Linked DNA regions of Homo sapiens: region 2 is linked to region 1. Evidence: read pairs that join two places in POLR2A ChIA-PET (ENCODE). Cell type or tissue: MCF 10A. All regions are shown on one strand. Each heading gives the region's core, and the rest is flanking DNA. Links, peaks and the distances in the headings are about the cores only.

Evidence for each region. Peaks named below come from ENCODE experiments on the same cell type or tissue, not always from the same donor. Only the 100,000 strongest peaks of a DNase experiment are listed, where the experiment ranks them.
Region 2: POLR2A ChIA-PET joins it to region 1 with 13 read pairs; 20 of 35 experiments call an interaction of 5 or more read pairs at or near these places.

The regions. Positions count from the first base shown.
Region 1 is chr22:36,328,155-36,331,061 of GRCh38, reverse strand. All of the region lies in intron 3 of MYH9 (myosin heavy chain 9), which reads left to right. Among named protein-coding and RNA genes, the nearest start is that of MIR6819, 43 kb to the right of the region's middle. RefSeq lists enhancers at 1-25, 1-154, 1,817-2,066, 2,045-2,674, 2,675-2,907. In MCF 10A, for the core only: no CTCF peak of the experiment used is centred there; DNase peaks (open chromatin) are centred at 1,481 and 2,191.
Region 2 is chr22:36,408,793-36,411,699 of GRCh38, reverse strand. It overlaps MYH9-DT (MYH9 divergent transcript), which reads right to left. Exons shown (of 3, transcript NR_183573.1): 3 at 699-1,673. Among named protein-coding and RNA genes, the nearest start is that of MYH9-DT, 22 kb to the right of the region's middle. RefSeq lists an enhancer at 1,933-2,553. In MCF 10A, for the core only: no CTCF peak of the experiment used is centred there; a DNase peak (open chromatin) is centred at 1,459.

The DNA of each region.
Region 1 (2,907 bases), core at 102-2,601:
TGAGGAACCCTGTCTCCACCACCCACTGTCCCTTGCTCAGGAATTTGGGAAGATTTTATCTGAGGAAGGACTGCCGCTGCTTTTTGAAAAGTCTGAAAACTACTGCAGAGTGACTCATAACCCCATCTCTACCCCACCCTCACCAAGAGAGGGGCTGGGGCAGTGGGTTCAGGCGCCTACCACGGCTAGACTTTCATCTGGCAGGGGGCTCGTGTCCCAGAAGAGGCTTGTCCCTGGCGGCCTCCTCCCGTTTAGAGGAAGGAAGGGCGTTTTCAAATAAGCCTTCAGTCCTTACAGGCCAAATAAGGACTCGAGCCAAAACAAGCAGATTGGGCCGGACTCTGAATGTGCTCATCCTGTGAGATGACAGTGCGGGGAAGGGTTGATGGGGTGGGCGCCAATGGCAGTCTCCACTAGAATGCATAGGGTGGGGAGGTGGGCTGCAGAGTAAACTGAGTAGGCCAAAGAGCCCACTGGTTGCTAAGAATTCTAACCACCCCACTGCCCAGAAGAGATGCCTCTGAGATCAGGAACAAATCCAGAAGAACCGCTGTGTGGAAAGATGGCAAAACAATGATGATAATACCTGCTTTGTACATTACAATACAATACCTTGTAAGGTTATTGGAGGCCACACAAGATAACAGACCAAAACCCTTCCTGAGCATTGGAAAGACCTTTTCGGTTGCATGGGGCCATGGTACGATTCGTGGTGCATCCGGCCGGTGGATTTAGGATACTAAGCAGTGCGGTAAGAGATGCAATGAGGAGGCCTCCCAGCAGTTTGCCTTTCAGAAAGCATTTGTCCAGATGAATGTTCCTGGCAGAACAAATCCAGATTTCTTTAAGGTATGGTTAGGCTGTGTTGACAGTGGTAAATTGGCTTCAGGAATTGGACGGGGAAGGCTGGAGAAGTGGGAGAGCTAGGGACGCTCGGGTGGATGGAGAGGAGACACTGAATTTGGCTCTGGGGTTTCGGAATTTGAAGTGTGTGTGCCTGTGCATACATCCGTGTGTGTGCATGGCTATGTACATACATGTATGTTCACATTCACCTGTGAATACATGTGCCTTGCGTGCCTGTGTTTGCACTTGTGCTTGTGGATATGCATCTGTGAATGCGTGTGCAGCTGTGTGCCTTGTGTGGATCTATGTATATGGCTTTGCACACGTGTGTGCGCATGTATTTCTGTGCACACGTACCTCTGTACACCTACCTCCATATGTGACTGTGTATGCACAGATGCTTGCGTGTCTATGTGTGTGTCCATGCCCTTGTGCGTGCGTGCGCCTCTGTGTGCATGCCCTCGAGTGTGTTTGGGGGCTCTGCTTCCTGTTGTTCAGCAGCAGAGCCTCTGACTCCTCCTCACACAATTAGAGGAATTCCAGCCATCCTAGGGACAGCCCTGGGAAAACGGTTCCTCTGGAAGGGTTGGGGAATGTTTCCTTTTATGGTAGCATTGGGCCGTTGGCTGCTCACGACTTGCCAGCACTCGCAGGTACATTCTTGCCTGCTAGTAGAGCCGGTGACTAAACATGCCCACAGCTGGGGCAGACCACAGGGAGACGCAGTGGGGGAGGGCAGGGGGCTGGGATGACAAAAATGTTTGTTCCAAACCCTTATCGGTTGCCACACTGTCGTTAGGGGCCAGCAATGAAATTGCTCTGTCTTCCCCAGGCTGTGGTTCCTGCCGCCTCCCTCCCTTCTGTCTTCCCGTCTGTCTAGTCGAGGATGCAGGTCTCTAATCTCTGTCCTCGCTGTGCAGGCTTGAAGGACTCGTGTTTTTTGAGAAAGGCAAGGGGGAGTAAGGCTTGCCTCCCCTAGAGCTTGCCTCCTGAGTAGTTTCCACATCAGAGAGCAGGGTGTGGGGTGTGTTTGTGAATGAGAGTGACCCAGCCCCTCTGCGCCCCCACCCCGTTGATGCTTAGGGGGCTGGGAGGAAGCTGCGGCCCAGGGCAGGGGCAGCTGCCATTGGTGTTGGGTGTGAGGTTTGTTTTTTCTTCTTTCTGTCTGGGCTTCCTTTTCCCTCCTGAATGACCAGTGGGCAGAAGAAGAGATTGGAGGCAGTGCCCAGCCCCACACGCTGCTGAGGTCAGGCATGCTAGAAAGCTCACCTCGGAAGAGGCAGGCAGCCTAGCTGGTCGGTGGCTACTGGTGTTGAACGGTTAAATGTGTCTCCTGAGGCCATGCACGTGGAAAGCCGTGAGTCATTCTCCCAGTGCCTAGTCACGCAGGGCCCTGACCAGGTGGTGCGAGCCACTCAGTGTGTCCTTCACACGTCGCTGAATCCGTGTTTCCACCCAGGGCTGATACTGTACCAACAGCCACGGATGCTCCCACTGCCCTGACAACGCCACTGCCACCCATCGTGGCGACGTCGCGTTGGGGAAGTCGGTATAGACAGCAACCGTTTGTGGAGCTTACTGTCTTTACAGGGACTGCGGCAGGTCCATTTTATGTGTTATTTCTATTTTTCAAACTAATCCTGCAAGGGAGTTAGTAGCAGATCTTACTTTGTGGATGTAGAAACTGAGACTCAGAATTAAATACCTCACTGCAGCTCAAATATTTGTAAGTAGCCTGATCCTGGATTCAGGCCAATTTGACTTCAAGGACGGTGAGGCTATTAGATGGGGCGGGATAAAACGGAAAAAAATGAGTTTATATTTTCAGCTGTTGCTTGAATACCCAGTACTGAACAGCCAGGATGCCTTAGTGTTTCTGGCAAACTTAGCTTTCAGAGTGTGGGCATTACTGCCCCTCCTGTACTGGGGGAGGGTGGGTATTTATAACCTTCCTTGCCGAGCAGTTCATAGAGCTGTTGATAGTTGCTGAAAGTTCCTGACACCCGGCTAGAGAACAGGTTGTCACAGAAACCCATCAGAAGCTGTCATTCTTTACAAGCT
Region 2 (2,907 bases), core at 319-2,818, 80 kb before region 1:
TCCAGGAGGTGCCATGGTTCTGCTACCACACGTGGCCTGGCTTTGTGCCAAGTGCTTTGAAAACCTTAACTCAGGCTGGGCACAGTGGCTCACACTTGTAATCCCAGTACTTTGTGGGGCTCAGGTGGGAGGATTGCTTCAACCCAGGAGTTCAAGACCAGCATGGGCAACACAGTAAGAACCCAATTTCTCTTTGTTTTTTGTTTTGTTTTTTTTTTTGAGACGGAGTCTCGCTCTGTCTCCCAGGCTGGAGTGTAGTGGTGCGATCTTGGCTCACTGCAAGCTCCGCCTCCCGGGTTCACGCCTTTCTCCTGCCTCAACCTCCCCAGTAGCTGGGACTACAGTTGCCCACCACCACACCCGGCTAATTTTTTTTTCTTTTTTTTATATTTTTAGTAGAGACGGGGTTTCACTGTGTTAGTCGGGATAGTCTCAATCTCCTGACCTCGTGATCTGCCCGCCTCGGCCTCCCAAAGTGCTGGGATTACAGGTGTGAGCCACTGCGCCCAGCTAGTAAGACTCAATTTCTACAAAAATAAGAAAAAAATTAGCCAGGTGTGGTGGTGCATGCCTGTAGTTCCAGCTACTTGGGAGGCTGAGGCAGGAGGATCGCTTGAGCTTGGGAGGTTGAGGCTGCAGTCAGCTGTGTTTGTGCCACTGCACTCCAGCTTGGGTGACAGAGATCCTGTCTCAATCAATAAACCTTAACTCATTTAATCCTAACAACAGCCCATGGAATTCTTTACAGTTGAAGAAAGTGAGAATCAGAAGATAAAGTAAGTGATTTGCTTAAGGTTGGAACACAAGTAACTGGGAAAAGCAGGATTTGAATTCAAATCTGTCTAACCGAAGTGATACTCTTAACCACCAAGCACAATGGCTTGCAAAGACCCTCGTGTTTTCCATTTGACTAGCCATTGGTCCTCATATCGTAGCTGGGAGGGCAGTGTTATTATTCCTATTTTCCAGATGAGGAAAATGAGGCTTGGAAAGGTGACGCGGATTGCCCAAAGTCGCATAGCTAACAAGTGGTGGAGGCAGAACTTGGACTTGCCTCTTGTTCTCTGAGAGGCTCTGACCCCCAGCAGCGAGGCCTTGGCTCTCCTGCGGACGCCGAGTCCTTAACTCAGAGAAGCGTGGCTACATCTGCAGTGATTTCTCTGCGTTCACCGAGACTACGTGGGCACCGGGCACCTGGAGCTTGGCAGGAACTACGCGGAGGGAGGGAAGGGGTCAGCCCGGGGATCAGGCGACATGGCCTCCAGCTTCCGTGAAGCCTGAGCTTGTGTGATTACAGGGCCGTAGGCCTCGCTTCAGCAGTCTTGACGGCGGCTTGTTTCTCCGGCTTCTGGAATTTCAGTTCTTCCTGCCACAGCAGAAACGTGGCAGAGCTCCCAGAGCATCCTGAGAACGGGAACCTGGGCGACCTGCGGCGCCTCCGCAACCATTGGTTGTCGTGAGGCGCGGGGTCGTGTGTCAATTTGCATAACGTATTCGATAGGCTAATGAGACGGAAGTGGGCGTGCCCTGGCTAACCCACCTGTCCTTGGGTGGAGCGCGCAGGACTTCCGGGCAGGAAGGGTGGAGGGGCTACCTGGCTGCGGCGAGTGGGGCTGGGCAGGGGCCTGAAACTTCGCCGCCGCGCTCTCCGCTGCACCGCCCGTGTATGTAACCTGAAACGGCGGGTGTGAGGGACTCGCTGTAAACATGAATCGGCTGGAGCAGGACACAAAACATAAGGACGTTGGTTACTTCTCCGGGTGGGCAAATTTCCCTGGCGGGGGCCGTGAGAATACAAGTGGAAAGGAGATTTTCATTGTAAAATCTTTTATGCCCCAACTGAATCATGGGAGCCTATTAAAAGGCTATTATACATTAAAAGGCCGGGCGCGGTGGCCCACGCCTGTAATCCCAGCACTCTGGGAGGCCGAGGCTGGCGGATCACTTGAGGCCAGGAGTTCGAGACCAGCCTGGCCAACATGGCGAACCCCTGTCTCTACTAAAAAAAATTAGCCGGGCATGGCGGTGCGCGCCTCTAATCCCAGCTGCTTGGGCGGCTGAGGCAAGAGAATCGCTTGAACCTGGGAGGCGGAGGTTGCAGTGAGCTGAGATTGCACCACTGCACTCCAGCCTGGGCAATAGAGTGATACCCTGTCTCAAATAAATAAACACACGTGTGTTTTTATTATGTGTATATGTGTATATGGATAGATATAGATATTGATGATATATAGATACAGATTGCTCTTCTTAGGACACTATCAGAGACTTGTAAACTCCAAACAACCTGGCATTCAAAGCCCTCTGCAACCTGCCCTAGCCTCCTCCTCACCTGCTTATCAACCCTAAACCCAAAGCCACATGGATTGGTCTCCCTAACCCGGTTTTCTGCCCCTGGAAACAGCTTTGCCCTTGACTGCCCTTGCCATTCCTTCCACATGAGATTCTCTCTCTCATTATATTGCCACCTTTGAAGTTTCACCCAGCCTAAAGGGATCACTCAGAGGCCTCCTCGTCCCTGCCCAGAGGTCAGAACTGATCTCTGCCTTCCCTGTACTTCCAGGACAATTAGTTTGTACTTGTGTAAGAGTACTTCTTAGAATGTCACCAAGACAGTCCCCTACAGTCCCAGATGGTTCATCAGCACAGCTTCACAGCCTTGGCTCAGTGTCATTTATTGATTCAATAAACATTTTTTGTTTTTAATTTTTTAATTATTATTATTTTTGTAATTTTTAGTAGAGACGGGGTTTCACTGTGTTAGCCAGGATGGTCTCGATCTCCTGACCTCGTGATCTGCCTGCCTCGGCTTCCCAAAGTGCTGGGATTACAGGCGTGAGCCACTGTGCCTGGCCCATCAACAAACATTTATTAAATGCAGGGCTGTTGTAGGCACTGGAGATAGGG